3 separate regions of the Homo sapiens genome follow, and regions 1 and 3 are each linked to region 2. The links are chromatin loops, found by intact Hi-C in ENCODE. Cell type or tissue: natural killer cell. All regions are shown on one strand. Links, peaks and the distances in the headings refer to the core of each region. The heading gives the core; the rest is flanking DNA.

Region 1 (6,058 bases), core at 1-5,000, 640 kb before region 2:
ACCCACATCCCTAGTTCCAGGGCCCTTAAACTCACTTCACGTTGAAGCCATTCTATAGTAGATAACTCCCATAGTGGATAACTTCTGTAATAGATAACTTTCATGTCTCTCCCCAGTGAATGTAGCCTACACGACCCACTGGTTCTATCCTACTGATGTGGATTGTGTTGTGGGAAGAATGTTGACTGGCAGCAGGTAACTCTAATAGGCGAGTCCTCTCCAGGCTGGAGCAGAGTGAGACACCCTTGGTCACACACCCAAATTTAAGTCATGCCGTGCACTCCGAGCTGGAGGAGACACAGCCCTCAGCTCCAGTCGGCAGGACTAAGCCATGCTCTGTTGGGCTGAGGCATCCGTCACGTCATTAAGTAAGCTACTGGGAAATCCAGTAAGGATGTTTCTCTGCCTTTTAAATTTTTAAATATGAACAAGGGACATAAAGCCTGCGTTTGTTTCTGAATTGTAGTGTGTTTTCTCCAGGAATTAATTCAAGGAGTAAAAATCTTCCACCGAGACATACGTCAAAATACCAGTAAGGAAGGAATGCTCATATTCTACTTCAGGAACTTTGAAAATGCGTCCCAAACGATAGCTTAACAGGCTTCAGAGTGCAGCGGCTCAGCCTGGACTCCGCAGATCACCCTTGGGTCTGGCTGAGGATGTGTGGGGTAGCTGACGCAACGCCGTTATTCCGGCAATTACAAATCCATCTGCTCCTGGGGCAGCTGTGTGCTGGCTTGGCTGAATTGTTTGCATGAAACCAAACAGAAAAAGTGTTACAGTTGAGTCCAACTTGCAGGCGTGACAGTGACTTCGCTAGCACCCTCCCGGAAGGCATTTCCACACTTCTGTTCAGGGCCTGTCAGAGAGGGCGCAGAATAGCGGGCAGGCCATTTCCACCGGGAGCTTTGCCTTTGCAGTTCAGCACCGCGCCCGCGTAGGACGGAGGGTGGGACAGAGGCTGTCTTCACTCCAGGCTCTGACTTCCATTAAAAAAAAAACAAAAAACAAAAAACACTCACAGGTTTCCTTTCTTAGAAGCAAAGTCCTGATACACAAGTGTCTATCCTGGTCTGTGTTCCTCGAGGCCTCAGCAGCTGGCCCCAATTCTCCTTCTCAGAAGGGACTTCTGGGCCCAGCAGAGGCTTCACCTCAGCCCACAAAACCCACCCTTGTTTTCAGAAGCACCAAGGGTCCCGCAGAGCGCAGTGCAGCAGGTGGGCAGAGCGAGGGGCTCACCCTCCCACCGCCGGGCTGCAGTGGCTTCGCAGCAGAGCGCCAAGCAGCAGGAACCTCTGGAGCTGAATGAACGGTACAGCACAGGCGCTGCCTGGGACCCTGAATGCCGTCCAGAGGGGCTGCTGTCTCAGGATCCCACAGCTGCAGGTCTGGGCCCGGCTCAAAGGGCTTTCCATCAGGAACAGCCCAAGTGGGCTGCAGCCTCTCTGTGGCAGGGAGGGCGTGAGGCCGTCGGGGTCAAGGAGGATGTGGTGTGAGGTGTCTGACTCAGCCCTGAGCTGCCCCCAGGAAGGCACACGGCAGCCAGGCCTGAGGGGACAGAGTCGAGGGCGGACTGTGGGCAAACCTGGCACGGATGGCAACAATGGTAGGCGTCGTGAGGCAGGGCCATGCCAGGAGAAAAACCAGGGAGCCAGGGAGACCTCGTCTGAAGAAGCTGCCAGGGAAGGTAGACTTGAAACTTTGCATTTTCCCTTTGGCTTTGATGACAGGAAACAACTTTACCTGTTGAGCTGGTGCCTTTTCTGTAAGCAAGTTCTCAAAGCCCTTCCAAGTGTTTTCCGCCACCTGGACTGAGGCTTCTGCCCCAGCTTTGACAGCCAGGCATCATTAGCAGGGATATTAATGTTTTGTCAGGGCTGTTCTATGAGATTCCGGGTGCCGGGTGTCCTCCAGACCAGACCCACCTGTGGGACTCAGCGCTGTAGCCCCTACTCCTAAGAAGCAAGTCTGAAGAGGGCCGTTCTGCCAGGCAGTGGCAGAAGCCTTGGCAGGTGCCTCTGCACCTGCCCAGTGGAGAGGCTGAGCTATGTCAAGAGGGTGGCAGGGCTGCTCCTCCACTGTGCGTCCTCGCTGACCGAGGGTGTGTTTCACAGCGGTGATGGGTGCTGACTGAGGATGTTTCACAGCGGTGACGGGTGCCAACTGACTGAGGGTGTTTCACAGGGGTGATGGGTGAGACTGACTGAGGGTGTGTTTCACAGCGGTGATGGGTGAGACTGACTGAGGGTGTGTTTCGCAGCGGTGACAGGTGCCGACTGACTGAGAAGTCCTACAAGCCTTCTGCTCTGAGCCCAGGCCTAGCTGCCAGGTGTCAAATCAGCTCATACTCGGGGCGTTTCTGAGCTGCTCCTTGGCCAGGCAGAGCTGCGGGCCCGTCAGCATTCACAGGGCACCCCAGAGGCGCCAGGCACAGCCTTATGACCCAGCATTTTGTTCAACATGGCTCTCTTCTTGCTTCTCACTCTATCTGGCTCTGGAAGGGAATTCTACATGAAGAAGAAAGCATAGGTGGTTGTGCAAGTCAGGTGATGACTTCTGTTGTCCGTTCTCCATCCCAGCCCTGCAGCTCATCAGCGTGCTCTTCTCTCTAGGCTGACAGCCTCTCGGATCCAAGGTACGTACAAATGCAAGGCCCGATTCAGGACCAAAAAGCACTCTGATGGCTTGGAAGAGTGGCTCGTTTCTGAGGTGGAGGCACAGAAGTCTGGAGGGACTCTGTGTGTGGAAACTCCTGTCAGGGCAGCTGCCCGTGTTCCCCAAGCACACGTTGTACACAGAGAAAGCCGTGTGGGCTCTGAGGCCCTCCAGACAACAGAACAGGTTGCCTGCCCAGTTTTGTCATTTGGTGGCTCCTGCCAGGCCACAGGGCCCAGGGGGAGCCCAAGAGCCCTCTTCCCACAGTGTAGGGCCTGGCAGCTACCCCTTCCCAGGGACTGCGCTATCTTGGTGGTTTTCTCCTGGCCCCGCTGGACTGTGCTGAGGTGACAGTGAGGCAGGGAGGCACACCTGGGACGGGGGCCTTCTAGCAAAGAGACAACTGGTGTCCCATACTTCTAGCAGGTCCGCATCCTGGCAGAATGTCCTGAAGACAGGAATGGAAATTCCCTCAGAACATCTCCGTTGTCTGGGCTCTCCCATCTCCACGGTAACACTCCAGGATGGTCTGTAATCAGGAGGGGGCTGGGTTGCCATGATTCAGGTCTGAAGCCACTCCCAGAGCGGGAAAAGCCTCTGAGGATTCTGGAGGTCACACCTGCCCAAGCCCGTTCCTCCACTCTGACAATGGGGTCCCTGGGAGGTGGCCCTGGGAGCCAGATTCTTAAGGGAAGAGCCAGGGTGAGAAGCTCTGAACTCTTGAGGGAGAATCTGTGCCTGCTCTGCTTGGCAGGGCTGAGTACACCCCCAGGGCCTAATGAGAAACGCCCTTGACGGATGAATGATGAAGGAGGAATCACAAACCAGCTAATGGCCATGTGCTGTGTGAGCCTTTTCCAAATTCTAGACTTGCTCTACCATTGACGGCCACTTCCAAGCTTATAGGGCCCTGCCTTTGCGAGTAACCACACATGCGTTGTTTCACGTCTGCATGATTGTATCCATAGAATAAATTCATAGGAATAGAATTGTTAATAGAATTGCTCGACCAGGTTTCACATGCATTTGCCATGCGATGGATGTGGCCAGTTTTCTGTTCTTCGAAGAGATGGGCTTTATGTAGCCTTCACAACACACAAGAACTGACTGCCCACACCCTGGCCCTGAGCAGGGCTTTGTGAGCAGGTTGAGCATTTTCTTCATGCGGTTAAGAGTGCCTTATATTTTGTTTTCTGTGAACTCAGTTGAAATCCTTTGCTTCTTTTTACTTATTGACTTACTGGTCTCTTTCTTATTGATTTAAATATTTGGAAATGACTGTTTCTGGTATTAATTGCAAATTTCTTTTTCAGCTTGTTATTATCTTTCAATTGACTCGTGGTGGTGTTTCATTCTAGGCAGAAGGTTTTATTTTTGTGTCATCATATTTCTTAGCATTATTATGGCTTCTGGATTTTGTCTTGTGTTTAGATCTTCCCTACTCCAATGTCATAAAAAATTCTCCCATGGTCTCCTCTTTGCTTCTTTTCTTCCTTTTTTTTTTTTCTTTCTGGGAGTTACACCTTTGCTCTATTTGGAATTAATTTTGGTGAAGTATAGAACCAACTTCATAGTTTTTCCAGGAGACTACCTAGTCAACATCATTATATGAATATCCTGTTTCCCCTCATGATTTGAATGTCTTTGTCTTATAATTTGCAGTATTTTGAGGTCTATTTCTATGCTTTCTAATTATTTATTTGCCAGTAACATATTTTTAAATGGACATAGCTTTAAATGGAATTTTATAATATGTTTTGAGATCTGATAGTAATAGTTTCTCTATTATTTGTTTTTTCTTTTAGGTTTGTCTTATGTATTCTTAAATATTTCCTTACACAAATTTAGATTTAGCCTGTCTGGTTTTTAAAAAGTTAGCCTTTTAACTGGGATTGTATCATATGTGCAGAGACTAACTTTGCAAAAATTGAAAGTCTGTATACCTGCTTGGCTTCTGCCCCGTCTGTGCACATCCCTCCGAGGCAGGGCCGTTTTCACATTTCTTGCTAACCTTGTTGAATTATATTTTTGCATATTTGTTTGCAATTGCTCCTTCAGGGTTATCCAGATGCACAATAAAATAATCTATAAGTAATCATCACTTTCTCTGCTCCTTTCTCATTTTTGCACTCCCAGTTTCTGTGCCTTAATTGCATGAGATGTGCCTGCAAAGCAGTGAGAGAATGCAGCCTGGAAACTCTGAGTGTCTTGGCCTCCTCATGGCTGTAGGGAATGGTCAGGATGAGGCAGAGGTCATTTATCCTGTAAAAGAACTATTCATTCCTTCCCATTTTATCATGAACATTTCAGTCTCTACTTCAAAACACAGAGGAGGATGTTGACTTCCATCCACTGTTTGCCAGCATTTCTAGGGCTGGTCATACTGTTTTTCTCTTTTGCTCTATTAAATGGTGATTTATATTAATAGACCCAATACTGAGTCATTGCTACTTGCACTGGGCAGAACAACCCACCCTTAGTCGTGGTGTGTAATTCTCAACATGCCGCTGCGTTTCATTTGCTCATATTTTATTGGGCCTCTTTATATTGTTATTGACACATTAGGTTGGTTGGTAGTTGTTTTTTTTTTTTTTTTTTTTTTAAGCTGGTCTCTTTGGTGGCAATGTCATGCTGGCCTGACAAAAAAATGTGGAAGCTTTCCTTCTATTTTTGTTTGGAGAAGCTTAAATACTGTTGGACTAGATGGGAAATGGTACAGCTGAAAACTGACATTTTCCATTCTTTAGCCAAGTAACCTTGAAACAGGTCTTTTAATGTATCTCTGCCAGAAATTAAAATATATATCAGACATTATGAAGAAATTTCAATTTTATTTCAGGTGAGATAATAAAGTGTAAGAGCTGGAGTTTGGTAAAAGCCCAGGGCAGACGTCCCTAAATCCGTTTCGTGCCCAACATACATTTGTCAGTTAATTCAAAAGCTGTCTGAAGGCCAGATTTTAATCATATTTAGGAAACACTCTTGATGCTTCAAAGCTGCAATGACGAATGATACAGAAAACTACAATTCAGTGAGGGACAAAGTCCCTGTTTTTAAGGAGAGTAGCGTCCTATAGAACAAGGGGTCTCATGGGCCTGACCGTGCCCTGGACAGACCTGTGGTGACCCCGCAGCGCGCCTTGCAGGGGCCGGTGGGAGCTGGACTTTTGAAAGGGTAGAATCAAGGCCACGAGGGGTCGCCAGCCTGGGAGGACCCAGGAAGGGGAAGGACAGTGCCACCCGTGCTCACTGTGACGGAGGGATTCTGCTGAGCTCGGGAAGGCTGCACTCCTAAAATGGCCAGTGAGACCCAGGCTCCTGACGGAGGACGGGTCACTTTTACAAGGAAACTTTTAAAACAGATTTTGCAAAATTCTGGGGGCCATGAGCAGAGAGAGTGATGA
Region 2 (6,721 bases), core at 895-5,894:
CTCAGAATAGTTAACAACCTTTGCTCCAACAACACAGGCTCCACAACCCTCCCCAGGCCAGGGTGAACAGCCTTGTGTATTTCAGAAAATAAAGAAGTGTGGAAAAATACTGTGTTTGGGATTTAGGTGGTGAGTACCTAGAGGTTCTATGTTGTTCTCTGTACTATTCTGTGAGTTCTAACCAAGAATAAATAAATAACAAATTACTGTTATGTATTGACAGCAGGGGCTGTCACTGCTGGGGTCTCAGTGCCAGGGGTGTCAGTGCTGCGGACGTCAATGTTGGGGTGTCAGTGCTGGGGACGTCAGTGTTGGGGTGTTAGTGCTGGGGGTCTCAGTGTTGGGGATGCCAGTGCCGGAGGTATGAGTGCTGGGGGACTCAGTGTTGGGGGTGTCAGTGCTGGGAGTGTCAGTGCAGGGCTGTCAGTGCTGGAGGTATGAGTGCTGGGGGTCTCAGTGTTGGGGGTCTCAGTGTTGGGGGTGTCAGTGCTGGAGGTATGAGTGCTGGGGGTCTCAGTGTTGGGGGTATCAGTGCTGGGAGTGTCAGTGCAGGGCTGTCAGTGCTGGAGGTATGAGTGCTGGGAGTCTCAGTGTTGGGGGTCTCAGTGTTGGGGGTGTCAGTGCTGGAGGTATGAGTGCTGGGGGTCTCAGTGTTGGGGGTGTCAGTGCTGGGGGTCTCAGTGTTGGGGCTGTCAGTGCTGGAAGTATGAATGCTGGGGGTGTCAGTGCTGGGGGTGTCAGTGCTGGGGGTCTCAGTGTTGGGGGTGTCAGTGCTGGAGGTATAAGTGCTGGGGGTCTCACTGTTGGGGCTGTCAGTGCTGGAGGTATGAGTGCTGGGGGTGTCAGTGCTGGGGGTCTCAGTGTTAGGGGTGTCAGTGCTGGGGGTGTCAGTGTTGGGGGTCTCAGTGCTGGGGGTCTCAGTGTTGGGGCTGTCAGTGCTGGAGGTATGAGTGCTGGCGGTCTCAGTGGTGGGGGTGTCAGTGCTGGGAGTGTCAGTGCCCGGCTGTTAGTGCTGGAGGTATGAGTGCTGGGGGTCTCAGTGGTGGGGGTGTCAGTGCTGGAGGTATGAGTGCTGGGGTTCTCAGTGTTGAGGGTGTCAGTGCTGGAGGTATGAGTGCTGGGGGTCTCAGTGTTGAGGGTGTCAGTGCTGGGAGTGTCAGTGCAGGGCTGTCAGTGCTGGAGGTATGAGTGCTGGGGGTCTCAGTGTTGGGGTGTTCGTGCTGGGAGTGTCAGTGCAGGGCTGTTAGTGCTGGGGACATTAGTGCTGGCAGTGTCAGTGTTGGGGTGTTAGTTGTATGGGTGTCATACCCATACCTGGGGGCATCAGTGCTGGGGGCATCAGTGGTGGGGGGATTAGTGCTGAGGGAGCAATTCTGGTGGGGGGTCAGTGCTGGAGTGTCAGTGATGGGGGCTCAGTACCTGGGTTGTCAGTACCTGGGAGGTCAGTGCTGGGGAAGTCAGTGCTTGGACGTCGGTGCTGGGGGGATCAGTGCTGAGGGAGCTGTGCTGGGGGGTCAGTGCTGGGGATGTCAGTGCTGGGGGGATGAGTGCTGAGGGAGCAGTGCTGGGGGGTCAGTGCTGGGGTGTCAGTGCTGGGGGGATCAGTGCTGAGGGAGCAGTGCTGGGGGGTCAGTGCTGGGGGTGTCAGTGCTGGGGTGTCAGTGTTGGGGGTGTCAGTGCCGGGGGTGCCAGTGCCGGGGGTGTCAGTGCCGAGGGTGTCAGTGCTGGGGGAGTCAGTGCTGGGGGTGTCAGTGCTGTGGAGGTCAGTGCAGGAGATGTACCTGCTGGGGAGGTCGGTCGTATGGGTGTCAGTGCTGTGGTATCAGGGGAGGGGTGCTCATTGCAGGCAGTGGTCAGTGCAAAAAGGGTCAGTGCAGGGGGTCAGTGCTAGAGGGGTCAGTGCTGGGAAGGTCAGTGCTGCAAATGTCATTGATGAGGGGGTCAGTGTAGAGGGCATCAGTGCCGCTGAAGTCACAGCTGCCAGTGTGAGTGCAGAAAATTTAAGTGTTGGGGGTCTATGCTAAGGGGAGTCAGACCTAGGGGTAAGTACATGGGTGTCTGTGGTGTGGAAAGCTCTGTGTCTGTGGAGAGCTCTGTATGTGGAGACCTCTGTGGCGTGGAAAGTTGTGTATGTGGAGAGCTCTGTGTCTGTGGAGAGCTCTGTGGTGTGGACAGCTCTGTGGCCTTGAGAGCTCTGTGTCTGTGGAGAGCTCTGTGGTATAAAGAGTTCTGTGGTGTGAAAAACCGTGTTGTGGAGAGCTCTGTGGTCTGGAAGCTCTGTGTCTGTGGAGAGCTCTGTGTCTGTGGAGAGCTCTGTGTCTGTGGAAAGCTCTTTGGTGTGTTGAGCTCTGTGGTGTCAAGAGCTCTGTGGTGTGGAGAGCTCTGTGTTTGTGGAGACCTCTGCTGTGTGGAGATCTCTGTGGTGTAAAGAGCTCTTTGTATGTGGACAGCTCTGTGGTTTAGAGATCTCTGTGGTGTGGCGAGCTCTGTGTTTGTGGAGAGCTCTCTGTATGTGGAGAGTTCTGTGATGTGGAGAGCTCTGTGTATGTAGAGAGCTCTGTGGTGTGGAGAGCTCTGTGAATGTGGAGAGCTCTGTGTCTGTGGTGAGCTCTGTGTCTGTGGTGAGCTCTGTGTATGTGGAGAGCTCTGTGTCTGTGGTGAGCTCTGTGTCTGTGGTGAGCTCTGTGTATGTGGAGAGCTCTGTGTCTGTGGTGAGCTCTGTGTCTGTGGTGAGCTCTGTGTATGTGGAGAGCTCTGTGTCTGTGGTGAGCTCTGTGTCTGTGGTGAGCTCTGTGTATGTGGAGAGCTCTGTGTCTGTGGTGAGCTCTGTGTCTGTGGTGAGCTCTGTGTATGTGGAGAGCTCTGTGTATGTGGAGAGCTCTGTGGTGTGGAGAGCGCTGTCTGTTGAGGGCTTTGTGTTGTGGAGAGTTCTGTGTATGTGAAGAACTCTGTGGTGTGAAGAGCTCTGTGGTGTGGAGAGCTAGACTCTGTATGTGGAGAGCTCTGTGATGTGGAGAGCTCTGTGGTGTGGAGATCCCTGGGCATGTGGAGAGCTCTGTGGTGGAGATCTCTGTGACTGTGGAGAGCTCTGTTGTGTGGAGAGCTCTGTGTCTGTGGTGAGTTCTGTGTATGTGGAGAGCTCTGTGGTGTGGAGAGCTCTGTGGTGTGGGGAGCTCTGTGTCTGTGGAGTGCTCTGTGTTGTGGAGAGCTTTGTTGGGGAGAGCTCTGTGGTTTGGAGAGCTCTGTGGTGTGAAGTGTTCTGCATATGTGAAGAGCTCTGTAATGTGGAGAGCTCCACGTATGTCAAGAGTTCTGTGTCTATGGAGAACTGTGGTTTGGAGATCTCTGTGGCATGAACAGCTCTGTAGAGCTCTGTTGTGTGGACATCTCTGTGGAGAGCTCTATCTGTGGAAAGCTCTGCATATGTGAAGAGCTCTGTGGTGTGGAGAGTTCTGTGTGTGCAGAGCCTTCTGTGTCTATGGAGAATTCTGTGGTCTGGAGATCTCTGTGGTGTGAACAGCTGTGTGTATGTGGAGTGCTCTGCTGTGCGGACATCTCTGTGGAGAGCTCTATGTCTGTGGAGAGCTCTGTGATATGGAAGTCTCTGTGGTGTGGAGAGCTCTGTGTCTCTGGAGAGCTCTGTGGAGTGTAGAGCGCTCTGTCTGTGGAGAATTCTTTAGTGTGTAGAGCTCTGTGGTGTGGAGAGCCCTGTGTCTATGGAGCACTCTGTGGCAAGTAGAGTTCTGTGGTGTGAAGAACTTTGTGTACACTGAGAGCTGTGTGGTGTGAAGAGCTCTGTTGTGTGGAGAGCGAGTTCTGTGTCTATGGAGAATTCTGTGGTGTGGAGAGCTCTGCGTATGTGAAGAGCTCTGTGTATGTGAAGAGCTCTGTGGTATGAAGAGCTCTGTGTCTGTGGAGATTGCTGTGGTGTGGAGAGTTCTGTGTCAGTAAAGAGCTCTGTGGTGTGGAGACCTCTGTGTATGTGGAGAGCTCTGTGGTGTGAAGAGATCTGTGGAGTGGACACCCCTGTGTCTGTGGAGAGCCCTATGGTGAGGAGAGCGCTGTGGTGTGAAGAGCTCTGTGGTGTGGAGAGTTCTGTGGTGTGGAAAGCTCTGTGTATTTGGAGAATTCTGTGGTCTGGAGAGCTCTGTATTGTAGCGAGCTCTGTGTCTGTGGAGAGCTAAGTGGTGTACAGAGCGCTGTGATGTGGACAGCTCTGGGTATGTGGGGAGTTCCGTGATGTGGGGAGTTCTGTGGTCTGGAGAGCTCGGTGTATGTTGAGAGGTCTGTGCTGTGAAGAGCTCTGAGGCATGAAGAACTTCCTACGTGGAGAGCTCTGTGGTGTGAAGAACTCTGTGATGTGATGTGGGGAGCTCTCTTAATGTGGGGAACTCTGTGGTGTGAAGAGCTCTGTGGTGTGAAGAGCTCCATGTATGTGAAGAGGTTTGTGTCTGTAGAGAGACGTGTGTCTGTAGAGAGAGCTGTGTGTCTGCGGAGAGCTCTGTGGTGTGAAGAACTGTGTGTCTTTGGAGAGCTTTGTGGTGTGGAGAACTGTGTGGTGTGGAGATCTGTGTCTGTAAATAGATCTGTGTCAGTGAAGACCTCTGTGTTGAGGAGATCTCAGTGTCTGTGGAGAGCCCTGTGGTGTGGAGAGCCCTGTGTCTGTGGAGAGCTCTGTGTCTGTGGAGAGCTCTGTGGTATGAGGAACTCTGTGGTGTGAAGAGCTCTGTGGTGTGGAGAGGTCTATGGTGTGGAGACCTCTGTGTCTGTGGAGAGTCTCGTGTCTGTGGAAAGTTCTGTGTCTGTGAAGAGCTCAGTGATGTGGAGACTCTATGTCTGTGAAGAGTTCTTTCTGTGGAGAGCTCAGTGGTATGGAGAGCCCTGTGTCTGTGGAGAGCTGTATGTCTGTGAAGAGCTCTGCGGTGTGGAGAGTTCTGTAGTGTGGATAACTATGTGGTGTGGGGATCTCTGTGTCTGTGGAGAGCTCTGTGGTGTGGTGATCTCTGTGTCTGTGGAGTGTTCCACGGTGTGAAGAGTTCTGTGTTGTAGAGAGCTCTATGGTGTGAAGAGCTCTGTGGTGTGAAGAACTCTCTATCTGGAGAGCTCTGTGGTGTGAAGAGCTCTGTATGTGAAGAATTCTGTGTATGTGGAGGGCTCTCTGTATGTGGAGAACTATGTGGTGTGGAGAGCTCTGTGGTGTGTTGAGCTCTTTGTCTGCAGAGAGCTCTGTGGTGTCAAGAGCTCTGTGTATGTGGTGAGGTTTGTGTCTATGGAGAGCTCCATGTATGTGGAGAGCTCTGTGTCTGTGAAGAGTTCTGTGGTGTGGACAGCTCTGTGGTGTGGAGATCTGTGTCTGTAAATAGATCTGTGTTAGTGGAGAGCTCTGTATTGAGGAGATCTCAGTGTCTGTGGAGAGCCCTGTGGTGTGGAGAGCTCTGCAGTGTGAAGAGCTCCATGGTTTGAAGAGCTCTGTGGTGTGGACAGTCCTGTGTCTGTGGAGAGCTCTGCGTCTGTGGAGAGCTCTGTAGTGTGGATAACTATGTGGTGTGGGGATCTCTGTGTCTGTGGAGAATTCTAAGTCTGTGGAAAGTTCTGTGTCTATGGAGAGGTGTGTGGTCTGAAGAGCTCTGTGGTGGGGAGAGCTCTGCGTCTATGAAGAGCTCTGTGTCTGTGGAGAGTCCTGTGTCTGTGGGGAGTTTTGTATCTGTGGAGAGTTCTATGTCTGTGGAGAACCCAGTGGTGTGGAGAGCCCTGTGTCTGTGAACTCTGCGCTGTGGGGATCTCTGTTTCTGTGGAGAGTTCTGTGGTGTGGCAAGCTCTGTGTCTGTGGAGATCTCTGTTGTATGGAGAGTTGTGTGTCTGGAGAGCTCTGTGTTGGTGGAGAGGTCTGTGAATGTGGCAAGCTCTGTAGTGCAGAGAGCTATGTGGTGTGGGTAGCTCTGTGACTGAGGAGAGTTCTGTGGTGTGGAGATTTCTGTGACTGTTGAGAGTTAAGTGGTGTGGAGAGCTCTGTGTCTGTAAAGAGCTACGTTGTGTGGAGAACTCTGTCTGTGGAGAGCTCTCTGGTGTGGAGAGTTCTGTGTCTTTGGAGAGCTCTGTAGCGTGGAGAGCTCTGTGTCTGTGGAGAATTCTGTGGTCTGGTGAGCTCTGTAGTGTAGAGTGCTCCGTGGTGTGGAGAGTCTTGTGTGGAGATCTGTGTCTATAAATATGTCTGTGTCAGTAGAGAGCTCTGTGTTGAGGAGAGCTCAGTGTCTGTGGAGAGATCTGTGGTGTGGAGAGCTCTGTGTATGTGGAGAGCTCTTTGGTTTGGAAAGCTCTGTGGTGAGGAGATGTCTGTGTCTGTAGAGAGCTCTGCGGTTTGTGGAGCTCTGTGGCTTGTCAAGCTCTGTTGTGTGTAGCTCTGTTGTGTGTAGTGGTCCGTGTCCGCTCAGAGCTCTATGTCTGTGGAGACGTTTATGGAGGCACTGACCCTTTCACAGCACCAGTGTTTACTCCTGAATATGTGGGTATTGGGTCCAGCTCGTGGCCTTCTCTAGCTGTCTTGTGTTCTTCCTTATCTTGTGGCTTAGCAGCCCACAAATGTACTTCCTGGAGAGGAGAATGCAGCCTCCACCAGACCTCTCTAGCTTTCAAATCAAGTGTGGCCTAAAGCTGCCTCCTTGTGTATTTTAATTTCGACCTAAAGCTTTCTCTGTACATCACGAACAGTAACCTAAATGGA
Region 3 (6,721 bases), core at 1,137-6,136, 660 kb before region 2:
ACTGCAGCCCCAAAGCCATCGCCAGTCACCCCTTGGGCTTTATTTGCTGAAAAGCATTGGCATTTGCTGAGATGGTTGTGCACCCATCTGTACCCAGAGAAGCTTGTCAGCCACTCTGAGCCTTTCTGAAGCAACTCGGCCCCAAAGGGAAGACTCCTCCTGTGTTTGGTCGTGGGTCTTCTGAGGAGGCTGAGGAATAATGTGGGAGAAAGGAAAGAAGAAGCAACCTCCGATTCAGGGTTTCTGTTCATAACAACATTCTCCCCAGAAGAAGGAGGGGGAATTGGATAGCTTTGGGAACCAGTAATGGGATAGGGAATTTTTAAAACCTGTATAGACCACCTGTTTGAAACTGTCTCACAGGACACGGGGACCAAAAGCCACTGTCGCCTGACAGCTGCTTGGTGGGAGACACGAAATGAACAGGGTCTCATTTTAGTGCCCGGAGGGACCGGTGTGCCACGGTCAGAGCACACTCTCAGCTGGCACCTCTGTGGACAGAGTCCAGGGTGGCCATCCTTCACGCTATTTAATTCGTTTGCTTGTCACAGGAGTGGTTACGGAGCAAAGCTCACAGTAGGGTGCTGAGGGGTCGATGACAGCAGCTTCTGCAGTCTCAGCACAGGGTGCATCTGGATCAGAGCCTGGGCACATCTAAATTATGCCTGTTTTGGAAACTGGCTGCACTTTCTCCTCCTCCCTGTCTGTGGAGCGAGGCCCAGTTCTGGCGTGGGATGTAGGCAGATTCTTCTGCAGGGGGCACCTGCTCCATCTACAGCTAAAGGGTGGACCTACCTGAAAGTTTTGTCACTGTGACTCAGACCACTAAGATGCTGCTCTTCGATGTGCCAACACGAAGGGGTAAATGGTGTGGGTGTCAGTCAGTCAGGCTGTAAATGGTGTGGGTGTCAGTCAGTCAGGCTGTAAATGGTGTGTGTGTCAGTCAGTCAGGCTGTAAATGGTGTGGGTGTCAGTCAGGCTGTAAATGGTGTGGGTGTCAGTCAGTCAGGCTGTAAATGGTGTGGGTGTCAGTCAGGCTGTAAATGGTGTGGGTGTCAGTCAGTCAGGCTGTAAAGGGTGTGGGTGTCAGTCAGTCAGGCTGTAAATGGTGGGGGTGTCAGTCAGTCAGGCTGTAAAGGGTGTGGGTGTCAGTCAGTCAGGCTGTAAATGGTGTGGGTGTCAGTCAGGCTGTAAATGGTGTGGGTGTCAGTCAGTCAGGCTGTAAATGGTGTGGGTGTCAGTCAGCCTGTAAATGGTGTGGGTGTCAGTCAGTCAGGCTGTAAAGGGTGTGGGTGTCAGTCAGTCAGGCTGTAAATGGTGTGGGTGTCAGTCAGTCAGGCTGTAAAGGGTGTGGGTGTCAGTCAGGCTGTAAATGGTGTGGGTGTCAGTCAGCCTGTAAATGGTGTGGGTGTCAGTCAGTCAGGCTGTAAACGGTGTGGGTGTCAGTCAGTCAGGCTGTAAATGGTGTGGGTGTCAGTCAGTCAGGCTGTAAACGGTGTGGGTGTCAGTCAGTCAGGCTGTAAATGGTGTGGGTGTCAGTCAGGCTATAAATGGTGTGGGTGTCAGTCAGTCAGGCTGTAAACGGTGTGGGTGTCAGTCAGGCTGTAAATGGTGTGGGTGTCAGTCAGGCTGTAAATGGTGTGGGTGTCAGTCAGTCAGGCTGTAAATGGTGTGGGTGTCAGTCAGGCTATAAATGGTGTGGGTGTCAGTCAGGCTGTAAATGGTGTGGGTGTCAGTCAGTCAGGCTGTAAATGGTGTGGGTGTCAGTCAGTCAGGCTGTAAATGGTGTGGGTGTCAGTCAGGCTATAAATGGTGTGGGTGTCAGTCAGTCAGGCTGTAAATGGTGTGGGTGTCAGTCAGTCAGGCTGTAAATGGTGTGGGTGTCAGTCAGGCTGTAAATGGTGTGGGTGTCAGTCAGGCTATAAATGGTGTGGGTGTCAGTCAGTCAGGCTGTAAACGGTGTGGGTGTCAGTCAGTCAGGCTGTAAATGGTGTGGGTGTCAGTCAGGCTGTAAACGGTGTGGGTGTCAGTCAGGCTGTAAATGGTGTGGGTGTCAGTCAGGCTATAAATGGTGTGGGTGTCAGTCAGTCAGGCTGTAAATGGTGTGGGTGTCAGTCAGTCAGGCTGTAAAGGGTGTGGGTGTCAGTCAGGCTGTAAATGGTGTGGGTGTCAGTCAGCCTGTAAATGGTGTGGGTGTCAGTCAGTCAGGCTGTAAACGGTGTGGGTGTCAGTCAGTCAGGCTGTAAATGGTGTGGGTGTCAGTCAGTCAGGCTGTAAACGGTGTGGGTGTCAGTCAGTCAGGCTGTAAATGGTGTGGGTGTCAGTCAGGCTGTAAATGGTGTGGGTGTCAGTCAGTCAGGCTGTAAATGGTGTGGGTGTCAGTCAGTCAGGCTGTAAATGGTGTGGGTGTCAGTCAGTCAGGCTGTAAATGGTGTGGGTGTCAGTCAGTCTATAAATGGTGTGTGTGTCAGTCAGTCAGTCTGTAAACGGTGTGTGTGTCAGTCAGGCTGTAAATGGTGTGGGTGTCAGTCAGTCAGGCTGTAAATGGTGTGGGTGTCAGTCAGTCAGCCTGTAAATGGTGTGGGTGTCAGTCAGTCAGGCTGTAAACGGTGTGGGTGTCAGTCAGTCAGGCTGTAAATGGTGTAGGTGTCAGTCAGTCAGGCTGTAAATGGTGTGGGCGTCAGTCAGTCAGGCTGTAAATGGTGTATCAGTCAGGTTGTACATGGTGTGGGTATCAGGCTGTAGGAAAACTGTTAGGAAAGCGATGACTCCATTGCAATGCTGTGTACATAGTTTTCATGTTGGCAGATGTTTGAATAAAAATGGTCTATTCTAGGAAATATTTTTCTATTAACAACCATCTCATTACTTCACGGCATATACAAGCTATTATAGGGATAATTTCTTGTAGACAAAAACCCAGTTGTTCCTGAAATGGTATTTTATAGGGTTTAGGATGCAGGATTCAGGCAGCCCACCTGGAATATGCTGTGTGAGGAACAAAAGATCCAGCTGCTCAGACTTATTGCTGCAAAAACATTAACCAAAATGAGCAGAAACAGCTACCAAAACATCATTTGAAGAGTTTCAGGCAAAATATTGTTCTACAACAGTGGCTAAGTCACAGGCAATATTATATCAAGCATAAAATCTTTACTAGCCTCCTAATAACAGCCTCCAGCCACCATTTTAGAGATTTATCTGAGTGAATGCACTCATTTCACGTAGACGAGGGGCTAGAGATACCTGTGGGAATGGCCAGTGCAGTTGCTCTCGTTAAAGCAAAGTCAGTTTCACGGGAAAAGTTCAGGAAACTCGGCTGCCTATAGAAATCCCTGTGGATCCACTCCAGCTACTAGCTTCAGTTTCTCACATCTTGACGTATCCACCCATTCACAACAGCGTCCCCGTCTCCCTCTTTCTCCTTCAAGATGGCTCCGCCTGGTGAAGGCCTATCAGTCAGCCTCGGAATCTCGCTTGCAGCCTCACCCTCTGGCTGCAGAGCTGTGCTGGGAGCACATAATCGGGGAGTGGGTGAGAGAAGGGGGAGCTCCGGGCCCTTCTGGGGCCTTGGTGACACCCAGTCAGCTTGTGGAAAGCAGGATCAGAGGCCTCAAGCCAAGGAACTGTGAAAAAAGGACCCAGTGGGATGTGAATTCCACAAACGCCTTCTGTAATGTAGGAAGGGAGACACCTTTTGTCTTGTTACCCCTATGGTGGCTTGGGGCCACCTTGTGAAAGTTCAAGCTCACTCACCTTTGCAGATGATGCCGCAGCCAACACAGTCCTCCACACCTTGGGCCCCCTCCACCACCAGCAGGTGTGAATTCCCGTCCTCTGAGGGCAGTTATGGGGCTGAGCAGCAGAAGGCCAGGGCGCTGGCCCCTTTGATCTCTGACACTCCTCAGGGCCATTTGTGAGCAGAGTGGGAGGAAGGTGGAGAGGCCCTACTTCTCAGCCAGGTGTTGATGGCTTAGCTCCATGAATCCCTGAGTTCACAAAGGAGGAAGGCAGGAGCCAGCCCTGTGAAGCACAGACCGGCCTGCACGGTGTTGATGGTCTCTCAGGGCGTGGGCGGGGAAACCCCCTAACTCTCCCAGAGAGAGGAGGGGTGAGGGCCAAACCTCCTGTTTCACACTTTAACACTCTTGTTTTATGTGGGAACCTCTCTCTCTTACAGCTTTGTTTTTTAACCATTCATGGGCTCTCATGAGTACACTGGTGGGGATTTGTGAGGGAAGGAATCCAAAAAGGTCCTTCAATCCAGCCTGCTGCCTCTTGGCAGAACCACACTTCTCAGGGATCTGGGGCTGAGGCGAGTCAGACGGCGGGTGCAGAGCAGCACGGTGCCCCCTTCCTCAAGTGGGAGGCTTGAGAACCTGCTGGCTGCCCCAGTCGGCCGCACGGAGGGGAGAGGGCATGGGAACTGCACATAGCTATAGGATCAGGCTCAGGCATCTGGGGTGCGGGTGAACTGTGTGAACCCAGTGCTGCTCACAAGACACCCAGGGCTACCCTGTGAGGGGTTCAGAAAGACAGGCAGGCTGCTTTGGCCTGGGTGACAAAGAATTTGGGCCTCTAAGCAAAACGATAGGAAAAAGGCTGCTTTCCTCTTGCAGGCTGAAAAATACCATTGAAAAGGGGCCCCTTTTCTCCTCCTGCCCTGATAAGTTTTCCCACAGTCTACCATGGAGGGTCTCATGAGCCTGGCTGAGGTCCCCAGAAGCCTCCTCTCCTTGCACCCCTGACTGCCCCCTCCACTATAACTATATTTCCTGCAAAGCCCACCCCATGCTGATTTGTAACTTGCTTCCATTTCTATAAAAATCTGGGTGCAGGGGGCAGAGTGATTGGTACCTGTGCCAGCCCCCTCCTCCCAGTTGTCCCTAGAGCTAGACCCTCTTCAAGAAGAACACCTGAGTCCTTCTCCCAGGCTGGGCCGGGGCAGGCAGGTGCTGATCCAGGAAGACACCTGTGGTTGTCCTCGAAGCCACATTGCTCTGGCCAAGGCCACTGGTCACTGAGCTGGGCTTCCCCTTCAACCAGACAACCTCAGCACGGGGGCCAGCATGCAGCCAATGCCTCTCCTTACCGACTGGGTGTCACCCTCCCCTGGTCCCGACAAGCCTCCCCAGACCAGGCCCAGCCTCCACAGCCTCCCCAGACCAGGCCCAGCCTCCCCAGACCAGGCCCAGCCTCCGCAGCCTCCGCAGCCGCTTCTTCCCTCCGCTCTTCCACTTCTCACCAGTCCCTCCAGGTCCAGCTCAGGCACCGCTTCTGCCCCTCCCGCCCCTGCCTGCTGAGCACCTCCCCTGACTGCCCCAGGCAGGCCTTGTTCCCTGGCTCCTTTGGAGATGAGTTGTTGGTGAACGTTACAGCTAACGTCTGTGTGGCCATCACCACTTTATGCACCCAGATGATCTCACCATCCCCACACCAGAGTGTGTGCGTGGCTAGGTGCTTTGCAATGTTCGCTGATTGGAGGCCTCCGTTCCAAACACGCCCGATGTGGAGGTCACCGTTCCAAACACGCCCGATGTGGAGGTCACCGTTCCAAACCTGCCCGATGCTCCAGGTGGACCCCCTGGTTGTGAGGGGTGCCCGGCGAGCTCTGAGCCTGCCCACCAGGGCCAGTGAAGGTTATGGCACAGCACCAGCCCCCTCCCCATCACTTCCCCCTCGCTGGCTTCTGCCTCAGTTTTCTCCCACTTCTGTCCTCCTCAGAGCCTTGGTCTGGGCAGTGTTCTGTCAACACCTACATGAGCAGCTCCAGCCCAGCAGACATCCAGTCTCTCCATAAAAGGAGCTGGCACCTGCTCCTCACGATGGGCACGTGGCCCCCCCTATTTCAGAGACTATGAAGGTAGGCGGGAGTTGAATGGCTAGCTCTTGAGCAGCTCCTATGTGGTAGGCCCAGATCCCAGCCCAAGCAGCCCCAAGGCAGGAATGCAGGTCCCTTAGGGATCCAAGCTCCATTTCCCTTCCTGCTTTGACTCCAGGGCTTCCACTCCCAGGACCTCTCACTGCTGAGAATCTCATTTCAGAGTGACTGCTGGGTTGAGGGGCATTATGTAAATGCTTTGATAATAACATGTAAGGTGTGGGGGGGACGGAGGGAGGAGGAAGAGCTAAAGGGTGCTCTGTGGTGTCTGCACATCCTGGTGCTGCTGGTCTGTGCTTGTTACCCCCTCTCTTTGTAGGACTTCCTGGTTTGTATGATACACACAGCCTACTTTTAAAAAGCCACCCGAAGTCCTACAAACACCACGGTTGATGCTCATTGGTGGACTTACCTTGTGGCCACAACCAGCTGCAGGGAGGTGGAAGGTGGGGGCTGGCCTGGGCTCCTGGCCTTGACCGTCTTCAGGAGTCTCGGTGACTGGGGCTGTGGCCGGACCACCTGCTGGATGGTGGTTTCCATTTTGTCTGCCTGGTCCTCTCCACAGGGCAGCCGTCGGGTGACCAGCTTTGCTGTGCCAGCAGTGGTCAGGGCTGGTCCCAGGACCCAGGAGCCTGTGTCACCAAGCAGCCGGCCCTAGCCAGCCTGGGACTTTCTGGAGGATGTGTGCCAGCATCTCTCAGAGGACACTTTCTTCCTCTCCAGGAGCCTCAGCCCCTTCCCACTTCCTTCAGCTCCCAGACTCAGGTCCACCTCCACCCTGCTCTGCACCTGGGGAACAGCGAGGAGTGGGAGGCTGGGCCGGGCACCCCCAGCTCCGTT

The links. A loop is a pair of places that touch in the nucleus more often than their neighbours do. Peaks named below come from ENCODE experiments on the same cell type or tissue, not always from the same donor. Only the 100,000 strongest peaks of a DNase experiment are listed, where the experiment ranks them.
Region 1: it touches region 2 in a loop (14-fold over the local background); 1 of 110 quality-filtered maps calls a loop at or near these places.
Region 3: a loop joins it to region 2, with 4 times the contacts of the local background. A loop is called at or near these places in 1 of 110 quality-filtered maps.

What each region holds. Positions count from the first base shown.
Region 1 is chr6:170,440,429-170,446,486 of GRCh38, reverse strand. It overlaps LOC124901477 (a long non-coding RNA gene), which reads left to right. Exons shown (of 2, transcript XR_007059900.1): 2 at 117-4,756. LOC107986676 (a long non-coding RNA gene) reads right to left here. Exons shown (of 2, transcript XR_001744494.3): 2 at 5,467-6,058. Among named protein-coding and RNA genes, the nearest start is that of PSMB1, 110 kb to the left of the region's middle. RefSeq lists a silencer at 2,364-2,594 and an enhancer at 5,915-6,058. In natural killer cell, for the core only: no CTCF peak of the experiment used is centred there; a DNase peak (open chromatin) is centred at 2,256; H3K27ac peaks cover 3,732 bases.
Region 2 is chr6:169,803,186-169,809,906 of GRCh38, reverse strand. No RefSeq gene overlaps it. Among named protein-coding and RNA genes, the nearest start is that of LINC00242, 7.7 kb to the right of the region's middle. In natural killer cell, for the core only: no CTCF peak of the experiment used is centred there; DNase peaks (open chromatin) are centred at 2,426, 2,956 and 4,276; H3K27ac peaks cover 849 bases.
Region 3 is chr6:170,461,960-170,468,680 of GRCh38, reverse strand. It overlaps LOC124901235, which reads left to right and starts at 5,567. Exons shown (of 3, transcript XM_047419615.1): 1 at 5,567-5,639; 2 at 5,768-5,863; 3 at 6,447-6,721. The coding sequence starts at 5,567. LOC124901476 (a long non-coding RNA gene) reads left to right here. Exons shown (of 2, transcript XR_007059899.1): 1 at 1-2,437; 2 at 2,647-2,840. In natural killer cell, for the core only: no CTCF peak of the experiment used is centred there; DNase peaks (open chromatin) are centred at 3,810 and 4,090; H3K4me3 peaks cover 1,547 bases; H3K27ac peaks cover 3,736 bases.